2 separate regions of the Homo sapiens genome follow, and region 2 is linked to region 1. A link is a loop called in an ENCODE intact Hi-C map of the cell type or tissue named here. Cell type or tissue: heart left ventricle. All regions are shown on one strand. Links, peaks and the distances in the headings refer to the core of each region. The heading gives the core; the rest is flanking DNA. Region 1 overlaps FPGT-TNNI3K (FPGT-TNNI3K readthrough). Region 2 overlaps FPGT-TNNI3K (FPGT-TNNI3K readthrough).

Region 1 (5,386 bases), core at 165-5,164:
TGGAATTTTAAAATAGAAAAAGAAAAAGTGCTATTCTCCAGGGTACTGCTAAAAAGAGAAAGGCTCTAAATCCAGGGTCATTGAAGAACCTCAGTGAAATGCTTTAATTAGAAATGGCAAGCCTTGTGGTTTATTTTCACAGCCATGGGAATGCAGTATTCCCAAACTTTTTTTACCCTCCTACCCTTCTTGCTTTCTGTGTTCCCCTGCAGCAAAACACATAGACATGCTTACTAATACTGGGAAACACACCTCAACTTGCTTTGGAAAGCCTTTTGTGGAAGTACAATAAACTCCAGTGTTTATAAATGTTAATAATATAAGAAGGGGGTTCAGAATTTCATGAAGATAGTTAAGAATTTAACTCACTTCTATCAGCAATTTCCCTCAGCTCAAAAAATACTGCAATCAAAATCATTTCTGATGAAAATGCCACTGTTTTAAATGTCTACTTATAATAAAATGAGCCTACTTATAAATGATAGAGCTATTTATGGTATGGCAGTAACTTCACAAAATAACATGATTCTTAGAAATGTGTGGTCTTTGGCCCAGCCTGGCTTTTAAACCCTCAAAGCCAAATATATTATGGATGTCTTGGAAGAAAGTAAACTAGGTACTTGGAACACACTTGGAAATGCAATCACAGGTCACAGAGGTCTTCTTTGTGGTTATGACTTCAAATAGTAGAGGTATTCAGCGGAGCTGAACTCTGCCTTTCAAGCTAGGTAGATTGGATTTTTCTCTTAAAGTTTGTAGGGAATCAGTGTCCATAAATAAAAAGGGAATGAAAACTGTGACTGGAAACTGAGAATGTTGATGGACAATGATTCAGCTCTGAGCTGCTTCGGCTTTTCTTCCCTGGTCTTTCTATTGTCCAGCAAATGAAACACACTATAAAACCACAAGAAAAAAAAACAAAGTATTGGACTGGGGGAGGAGAGAGAGGCCTTGTGATCCTAAGAAAAACTATGTAACCAGCAGCCTAAGCAAAACAGGGAAGGATGCACATTCTTCTGAGCTAATCATAATGAACTTAATGGCAAATACTGAAAGAAGAAAAAGCTTTGGAGCTCTTCTGTAGCAATAAACACCTGAGAAAATGCAGTTTTTCAATATGTATGTCCAATATTGTATAGCAATACCTGTTATGTTTTGCTGTTTTCAAAGTGGAAAAAATCATTTCATCAGTGTGGTAATCCTTGAAAGCCTCATTCTTATAGTTATACCAGGATTCAAATCCTATCATGACTCTGCCTTTTAAGTAGTTTGTTCTTTTTTTCCAACTTGGGCAAGTTATTTAACCTATTTAAGCTTCAATTTCTTCAATTATAAAATGAGTAAAATAATATATGTGACAATATGCATGACTTTGTCCTGTTGTGTCCGGAATTGGTGGGTTCTTGGTCTCACTGACTTCAAGAATGAAGCCGCGGACCCTCGCAGTGAGTGTTCAGTTCTTAAAGATGGTGTGTCCGGGGTTTGTTCCTTCTGATGTTTGGACGTGTTCCGAGTTTCTTCCTTCTGGTGGGTTTGTGGTCTGCTGGCTTCAGGAGTGAAGCCGCCGACCTTCGCAGTGAGTGTTACAGCTCTTACCGCGGCGCATCTGGAGTTGTTTGTTCCTCCCGTCCGGAGTTGTTCATTCCTCCCAGTGGGTTTGTGATCTTGCTGGCTTCAGGAGTGAAGCTGCAGGCCTTCATGGTGAGTGTTACAGCTTATAAAGGCAGTGCGGACCCAAAGAGTGAGAAGCAGCAAGATTTATTGCAAAAAGCGAAAGAACAAAGCTCCCACGGTATGAAAGGGGACACAAGCAAGTTGCCGATGGTGGCTGGGGCAGCCTGCTTTTATTCCCTTATTTGGCCCCACCCACATCCTGCTGATTGGTCCGTTTTACAGAGAGCTGATTGGTCCGTTTTGACAGGGTACTGATTGGTGCATTTACAATCCCTGAGCTAGACACAGAGTGCTGATTGGTGCATTTACAATCCTCTAGCTAGACATAAAAGTTCTCCAAGTCCCCACCAGATTAGCTAGATACAGAGTGCTGATTGGTGCATCCACAAACCCCAAGACAGACACAGAGTGCTGATTGGTGCATTTACAATCCTCCAGCTAGACATAAAAGTTCTCCAAGTCCCCACCCAACTCAGGAGCCCAGCTGACTTTGCCTAGTAGATCCCACGCAGGGGCCGCAGGCGGAGCCGCCTGCCAGTCCCACGCTGCGTGCCTGCACTCCTCAGCCCTTGGGTGGTGGATGGGACTGGGCACCGTGGAGCAGGGGGTGGTGCCCGTCGGGGTGGCTCAGGTTGCCTGGGAGCCCACGGGGGTAGGGGGGTGGAGGGGCCTTGGGCATGGCGGGCTGCAGGTCCTGAGCCCTGCCCCATGGGGAGGCAGCTGAGGCCTGGCAAGAATTCAAGTGCAGCGCAGGTGGGCTGGCAGTGCTGGGGGACCCGGTGCACCCTCTGCAGCTTCTGGCCCAGGTGCTAAGCCTCTCACTGCCCAGGGCTGGTGGCACCAGCCTGCGGCGCAGAGTGTAGGACCCACTAAGCCCACGCCCACCCAGAACTCACGCTGGCCTGCGAGCACTGTGCACAGCCCCAGTTCCTGCCCACTCCACTCCCTCCACACCTCCCCACAAGCAGAGGGAGCCGGCTCTGGCCTCGGCCAGTCCAGAGAGGGGCTCCCACAGTGCAGTGTCAGGCTGAAGGGCTCCTCAAGTGCAGCCAGAGTTGGCACCGTGGCCTGAGGAGGTGCCGAGAGCGAGCGAGGGCTGCTAGCACGTTGTCACCTCTCACTGTGGTGAGGAATAAGTAAGATTAAGCGCTTACTACAGTATCTGGCATGTGATATGCAATCAAAAAATGATTATTGCACTGTTGTTACCATTGCCAACTTCACTGTGAATATACAACTTTCTTTTTGAAGTATAACTCTTGGGATAATTTTAGCATCATTTTTGTTGAGGCTTAGAAAATTACACCTCAAAATGAAGGCCTTACAAGCAGCCTTAGAAGCCAAACTTTCTCTCTGACCTTCTCCTGTCCTCTTGTCTCTGGCCCCTCATTTTCCCCAGAGGGTAGCCATAGAGACTAGAATCCCTCTCCCCTCAAGGCAGGTCATAGAAACTAGAACTTACAGAGTTATTCCTGTATCTTTGAGTCTTCATTCTGAAGGCTCTTATGTCTTGTATCTCTTGTGCCTTTTAAAACTATGATCAAATATATTTTATGCCTTTTCTTCTATTAATGTCCCTTTTGTCAGTTGATTTCAGCAAACCTTCAGAGAGGCAAAGGGGAAGGTCTTTCTTGGCCCCTATAATTTCATGCCATATTTGACTTTTCTTGGCCTTTTATATTTGACAACAATTTTCTGATTTCTGATTTCCTGATTTACATAATAATCAATTTTATATATGTATTATGTAAGTATTCCCTACTAACAGTGACTCTCAGGTTCCTAGATGATGTCTGACCTTGGTTTTACTTGTCTTTAAAAAGTGCCACTAAATTCGCTATTGTGACATCTAGTAGCTGTCAGTGATTCTGGAGCAACTATTGGAATCATAGTGTTATTTCTGGTGACATCATTACAATGTAAAACTACAGAATTTCCTCTCAATTTTAATTCTTCATATAGAGGGTTCAAGATTCTTTCTGTAAGTGCAAAATAATCTTAGAAAAAATACATTTCTGAATTGATAGTAACAGGATTTGCATTTATAATTTTCAAATGAAAGACAATATGCTAAAAGATGAATTTTGTGATCATCTGTAACATGTTTTTTTCAGCTCTGATGAAGCCTTCAGTAAAGTCAATTTAAATTACCGCACTGAAAATGGGCTGTCTCTACTTCATTTATGTTGCATTTGTGGAGGTGAGTACTTGAAACTTAGTACTTCTTAAACTGGTTATATGTGTATATCGTCAGTGACTTGAGCTGCTTAATAGTCTGCAAAAGAATTCTATTCATACTCAATTTTCCCTTCTGCTTTGCCTTTTCCAACCTTGATAATCTCAGTTTAGGCAGTAACTATCAGGCAGAATATTCCAATTGATTTAGCTTTAAATATAAGCTTCATTGTGTTGCTACCGGAAACCAAGTCCCTCAGTTTGCTTGGAAATCAAAAAGCACTTTTCAATATTGGGCATGCCAGTCAGGGATTAACTTAAATTCAGAAGCACTTAAAGATTCCCCAAAATATCATCAAGCAGTTGCTTCACAATATTCAACAAGAGTATGTGGAAAAGTGATAAATGCCAAAGATAAGATCTAAAAGTGAAGATTGATCGAAGTGAAGATTAAGAGTTTAATTTGGCCTACACTTTAGTTTGTTTTGTTTATCAATGTATCTCAAGTAATTTGAATGGTGCCTGGCCTGTAATAGCCACTCAGTAAAGTTATTGAATTAATGAATGAACCATTAATATTTATTTTGTTAATCCAAACTAAATTCATTGAGCTTAACTTCTTAAAATGGAACAGAAATGTGTAAGTGTCAACTCTAACCATATTCCTTAACCATTTCTCCCAAACAAACCAAACAGACTCTGCTTAACAGATTGTTCTCTCAACTTCAAACGTGCCTTCCCAACCTTGGTTATATCCTTCATATTTCTTTGATCTAAATAAGCTCTACTGTTAATAATGTTCAGATAAATCCTCTACAATTAGATTTTTTAATTTAAGCTTTTTCACTAATAGTTTATTATGGTGAATTCTCTTATGTGTTTATGTTTCAAAACCATCTGATGATGAGGGTACTAAATAAAAAATCTAAGACAGAGTCAAAATACACAGCATTTGAATAAAGTTTTATAAATGGAAAAGAAATATCCCCTAGTAAGTAAGGTTGTCAATTAATAGAAAACTTTACAAATGGCCTGCAGAACGCAGCTTGACATTTTTATACAGCTGTATGGCATTTATCATTAGGTCAAAAAGAGTCTCAAACTCACCCCATCCCCACAATGATTTAGCCTTTTTTCATTTTTCTCTTTAAGGCAAGAAATCACATATTCGAACTCTTATGTTGAAAGGGCTCCGCCCATCTCGACTGACAAGAAATGGATTTACAGCCTTGCATTTAGCAGTTTACAAGGTAGGACACTTTAATTCCCATAAACACTGCATTGGAACTAAGGATAGTGTGTATCTTTAGGCTTTTTTTTTTTTTTTTCAAATTAGTAATCATGGAAAATTTTCAGTGACCAGAGGCGTTACATTACTAAAGGACTTCTTTCTCTTTATTGAGCAGATACCTGCTGCATACTAGACACATACTCTTTTTAATGCTTTCTGTATTTAACTCATTTAATTCTCACAAGAACCCCATGAGTGAATATGATTATTATCCCCAAGGTTACATGGTTAGCCAGGGGTTAGCCA
Region 2 (5,386 bases), core at 125-5,124, 67 kb after region 1:
CTTGCTGGGATGGTTAGGAAAAGAAGAAATCCTGACATCTCTTCTTTTCACTAGCTACCAATTAAAAATTCCGCATAGGAGAAAGGGGAAATCTTAAAACGGGAGTTGAGGGTTGCTGTTTATTTCCTACAATACTGCTACTGTCTCTTCTATTATTGCCCCTGTTATCTTTGCCCCAATTTTTAAATCTTTGCCTTCCTTGTTTCATCAATGCGGCCACCTGAGCTCCCATGGAAAGGCTCAGTTCTGTTTTAGAACCAATCTGTACCTAGGCAGACAGTATTCAAACAGCCTCAGTCACTTTTTAATCCAGTCTTTTTCAATGAAATTGAGAATGGCTCACTGTCTTGGATCCTAGAGCCTGGGATTCTTCTGGTTTATATCTTTGGAACTTCCTTTACCTCTTTCCTGGATAGCTCCTACATGTTCTCCTAAGATGCAAAATTCAATACAGGCATTATCTCTTTGGGGGACTCACTTCCCATCCCCTCATCCAGTCCCTCCTCTTTGCTCCATAACATGCGATTTATCTCTACCGTTCTTCTCTCACCACGTTGACATCACATATTTTATTTATCCACTCTATACAGTAAACCTAAATCCGGGACCAGGCCTGTCTATCTCCTGTGCTTGGCACAGAGCAGGCATTCATTAGACACTTGGAAGATAATTACAGGTTGACACAGTCTGAAGCCACCCTAGACTCATAATTTTCTGACACCAATTCCCAGGTCTGGCTTTCTGTTTAGGCTCCTCTTTTCCTGTCTTCATTTGGTCAGGCATTTTCCTAAACCTGGAGTCTTGGCTTTTAGAGCCTCACTAAGGTTTAGCAGATTGTCCAGAGGACAATCATCTGCCTGCTGGACTATAGTAGTACTCTTGGGACTCCCAACTACTGCATTCCCTCCATAGATCTAGCACTCAGAGTTGCCCTACAGAGCTAGACTTGCCTTGCTTTCAGACATAGTGCTGAGCATGATTTGGATCCTCTGCTGTCTCAGGGCCTGCCTGGTGAAAAGCTATTCTCTGTACTCTGTGTTGATGCTTTAATCTTAGAGCTGAGGAGTGAATATTTATGAAGAATTTACTTTAGGTAGGGCTTTTGCTTACTTTATTATTATATCATCAAATTTAATCCTCACTTAATGTTATTGATGAGAAAAACAGAGATTAGGTAAATTGTACCAAATCATACAGCTGTTGTTTCAGAGTCTAAATTTTAACCTCTGATAAGACTGAAGTCTTAACCGATATTCTGTAGAGCCCAAGAGAGGGAACCTTTAAGAATATTACCTCAGGGAAGCTGACAGGAGAAAGTTCATTATATATATATATATATATATATATATATATATATGTATATATATGTATATATATGGATTTCAAGTTCTAAAGTTGGCCATTTAAAAGACTTATTCACAGTATTCCCCATATATATATAAATATATATATATTTAACTTTTATTTTAAGTTCAGGGCCTGCTATATTTTTTCATCCATCTTTGGTGATCATTTAGAATATTGCTAAGGGTATATTTCAGAAGAACTAGAAAAGAAAATAGCTGTTTTTCAAAACTTTCAAGGTGTTTTCTTGGTTGATTCTGATTAGCACTGAAATTTTTTTAACTCAAATTTTCTTTAACAAAGAACATTTTGTCAAAATATTTACAACAAATAAAGTCGCTTTCTTTGTTTGTATCTATCTCATTTGCATATTATTGATCTGCTTAAAAATTTGACTAATTTACTTCTCTGAACAGGCTACATAATTTTCAGATCTCAATGAAAAAAATGAAAGTAGAGTCTCTTGTTTAAAAATGGGGGTGTGGACAATTTCAAGACAGCAACAGCAGAACATTAAGTCATGCAGGAAGTCACCCTAAGTACAGCATCCTTTGCAACTGCTTGGGTTGCACAACTTGATGTCATAAACACATTTATAAATATTCCTGAAAATGTTCTTAATAGAGAAGTGATCAAAGTCATAATAAAATGAAATGCTGATAGTGAAAAAATATATATGTAATTGTCTTTGTTTCCTCTAATTTGATTACAATTTGGGTAGAAACATGTTTGTAGTTAGATAATAGTGAAGAGACACCACAGGCTCTTAAACTATAGTTTACATTTTGCTAGAGCTTAGGAAAATGATTTGAGTCATTTATATCTTATACTTAGGAAATAGGTCAAAGGAAGAAAAGCAATTTGAAACTTTTGTTTCTACCTCACTCCCTGCCTATTTTATTATGAAAAAAATCATGAAATGCCTCTACGAAGCCTCTGTTAATTGTGACCAAAATTCAAGCATATGAAGAACATTACCGGAAAGAAAATACAACCCATTATAACCTCTTTGTTACGTGAATGCTGCATATACTCTGTGATTTGCATACAAGTTATTCATGGACAGAAATTAGGTTTTATTTTGATTTAGTAATGTGAATTTGTCACATAATGAAAGAGAGCTTATACCAGCAATTTTACAAGTAAAAGTGTCTTTAGAAGAGAAAAAGTGACCAGAAACAGTGAAGATTCCATTATTAGTCTAGTTTAAATACTATTTCCAAGACTGATATTTAAACACATTATGTATTTTCAGCCCAGTGAAGAACCATTAGAGGATGAATAATATATTTATTGTGTATTTAAAATGTATCACGTATCTCCAAGCAGTAAAATGTATTATTATTGTGTATTTCAGTCAACCAATTAATGCCTACATTTGTATATTACAATGTCAGAGAATTAGTAAGCTGGATGGAGACTTGGTTTGGTAAATGCTGTAGGTTTGGTTCTCTTGGTGTGATTTTGACAAATAAAACCAAGTTTTTGGTTTTTTTTTTTAACTGGATTTGTAGGAAAACAAGATAGCTTGCTCCATTATTATTGCTTTCCTAGAGGCAATTTTGCAGCTATGATTATAAATAAACTTCTATTATCAAGTCTTATTTCCCAAAAGACAGGGGGAAAAAATCTATCATCGATTCTCCTTTGTGTTAGTTTCATAGTTTCTGGCAATATGTAAACCTTAAGAGTTCATGCTATCTGTTTAGACTTTTTAAAGCTTATCTTGACTTTCTAGAAGATTTCTTTTGTGTTCTACATATTTTTCTTCAAGGAAATTTATACTGTAGGAGATATAAAAATAGACTAGGGAAACAGCAAATCAAGTTAATCAACACTTATTGACCACTATGCACAAGGATATAGGATAATTGTAGAAATTGAAAGAAGTATAAAATATAGCTTTATGCCATCTAGGAATTTACAATCTGCTAAAGAAATCAAAATTTGAAATATAATTATATACATTCACTGATTCTTTTACACAATTATTAAACAAATATTTACCAAGCAACTAATAGGTTCCAAGATCTGTGTTCAATGTTGGTAATTTAATGGTGAATAAAATCGCATATAATTCCTAGCCTCACCAAGCTTATGGTCTAGTGAAAAAGACTGGCAATCAAATAATCAACAAGAAACATAAAACTGCCACTAGGATAAAAGCTGTGAGAAAGATCACCATGATGCTATGCCTAAAAGAGGGTAACTTGATCTCCTTTCCTCTGCCTTTTCTCCATTACCCTGTTTTGACATAGTAGCCAGAATGAGATTTTTAAAGTCTATGAGATATGCCACTCTGCTGTTCCAAAGACTTCCCATATTATTCAGAACAAAAGAACTCATTTCCTTTCTAACCTTCATCTCCACTCTTTTTATATTCATTCCTCTTCAACCTTAAGTTTCGTAAGCATGCCAGGCATGCTCCTGCCTTGGGACCTTTGACCTGCTTTTCTCTACCCGGACTTTTCTTCTTTCTCAGTTACTGAATGTCTTACTCCCTTACCTTCATACAGTTCTGGTTCAAATGTAGTTTTCTCAGGGAGGCCCTTCCAGACCATCCTAGCTCTGATACTGTCTAATTGCTTCCCTCTTTTATTATTTTTTTTTTAATTTTTATTTATTTATTTATTTATTTTTGAGACGGAGTCTCTCTCTGTCGCCCAGGCTGGAGTGCAGTGGCACGATCTTGGCTCACTGCAAGCTCCACCTCCTGGGTTCCCGCCATTCTCCTGCCTCAGCCTTCTGAGTAGCTGGGACTACAGGCGCCTGCCACCACGCCCAGCTAATTTTTTTTTTTTTTTTGTATTTTTAGTAGAGACAGGGTTTCACCATGATAGCCGGAATTGTCTCGATCTCCTGACCTCGTGATCTGCCCACCTCGGACTCCCAAACTGCTGGGATTACAGGCGTAAACCACTGTGCCCAGCCTCCTTCTTTTATTTTTCTCCAGCACTGATCATTATATAACACAGTCTATCTTTTATTTCCTTTTCTTTACTGCCTGTCTTCTGGCTAAGATATAAGCTCAACAAACACACATAACTTTGTTTTTGTTTTTCGTTTCATTATTCTCAGTTCCTAACACAGCATCTGCCTGCCACATAGGCAACACAATATTTGCTGAAAGTATATATCCATGGTCATGGAGGTTGGAAGAGAATCACTGAGGAATTGATCACTTGGCTTACAACCTGAGAATCTGAGTAGGTGTTAGTCAAGTAAAGAGAGGAAGAAATAATAATTATAGTATTAGCTGTAGTAGTAACAATTACATATAATGCTTACTATGGATTAAGTGGCTTACAAATATTAACTCTCAATCTTTATAACTGCCCTGCAAGGTAGGTAAAATTATTATTTCCACTTTAGAAATAAGAAGCTGGGGTACAGAGGGAGATTTCTGGGGAGAGGAAATCTAGGTGTAAGGAAATAGCAGGTATAAGAGCTTTCTGGCTGGAGGAAATGCAGTGAGGACACATGAAAAGAGGGTATGTCAGGAACTGAGTTAGGGAATATGGTGGAATGGAAGCCTAGAGAAAATGGCCAGGGACCAGGTGACTAGGAGACTTATTTGTAGAGTGACCACATATTCCTGATTCTTCAGGACACTCCTGCTTTATGTCTGTTTTTCTGGAGTAATTAAGTCAACCCTCTTTTATTCTCAAAGGAGGTTTTCCAGTCTGGGTAGTGGGAATAGAGTCTATCCCTGGACCTGTGTCAGCCCTGGGCACTGTTGCCACTAATTGTCTCTGTTGGTCCATTTCCCAATCAGTAGTAGTTTCTTCAGATGGACCCGCTGATCAATGCGCTGCTGAGTCATCCAGGGGAACCCCCTGCATATCTCTGCTGTTCTTTCTTTGCACAGTTTTCTTGTCTTTGCTAATCTATTTTATGAACTATAGCCACCTCGCTTTCTCCAGACTCTCAACTATGTCTTCTCAAGAAAGGTAGTTTGCCTAGGTCTGTCTGAATTTCCCCTTTTATATCATGGCCTGGAAACTCTCTAAAGATAATAAACTGGGGCAATTGTAGGGCTCAT

Evidence for each region. A loop is a pair of places that touch in the nucleus more often than their neighbours do. Peaks named below come from ENCODE experiments on the same cell type or tissue, not always from the same donor. Only the 100,000 strongest peaks of a DNase experiment are listed, where the experiment ranks them.
Region 2: a loop joins it to region 1, with 2.0 times the contacts of the local background. A loop is called at or near these places in 1 of 110 quality-filtered maps.

The regions. Positions count from the first base shown.
Region 1 is chr1:74,245,671-74,251,056 of GRCh38, forward strand. FPGT-TNNI3K (FPGT-TNNI3K readthrough) reads left to right here. Exons shown (of 27, transcript NM_001112808.3): 5 at 3,789-3,874; 6 at 5,002-5,099. TNNI3K (TNNI3 interacting kinase) reads left to right here. Exons shown (of 25, transcript NM_015978.3): 3 at 3,789-3,874; 4 at 5,002-5,099. Among named protein-coding and RNA genes, the nearest start is that of TNNI3K, 13 kb to the left of the region's middle. RefSeq lists an enhancer at 1-195. In heart left ventricle, for the core only: no CTCF peak of the experiment used is centred there; a DNase peak (open chromatin) is centred at 2,581; H3K27ac peaks cover 996 bases.
Region 2 is chr1:74,312,724-74,318,109 of GRCh38, forward strand. All of the region lies in intron 7 of FPGT-TNNI3K (FPGT-TNNI3K readthrough), which reads left to right. All of the region lies in intron 5 of TNNI3K (TNNI3 interacting kinase), which reads left to right. Among named protein-coding and RNA genes, the nearest start is that of TNNI3K, 80 kb to the left of the region's middle. In heart left ventricle, for the core only: no CTCF peak of the experiment used is centred there; no DNase peak of the experiment used is centred there.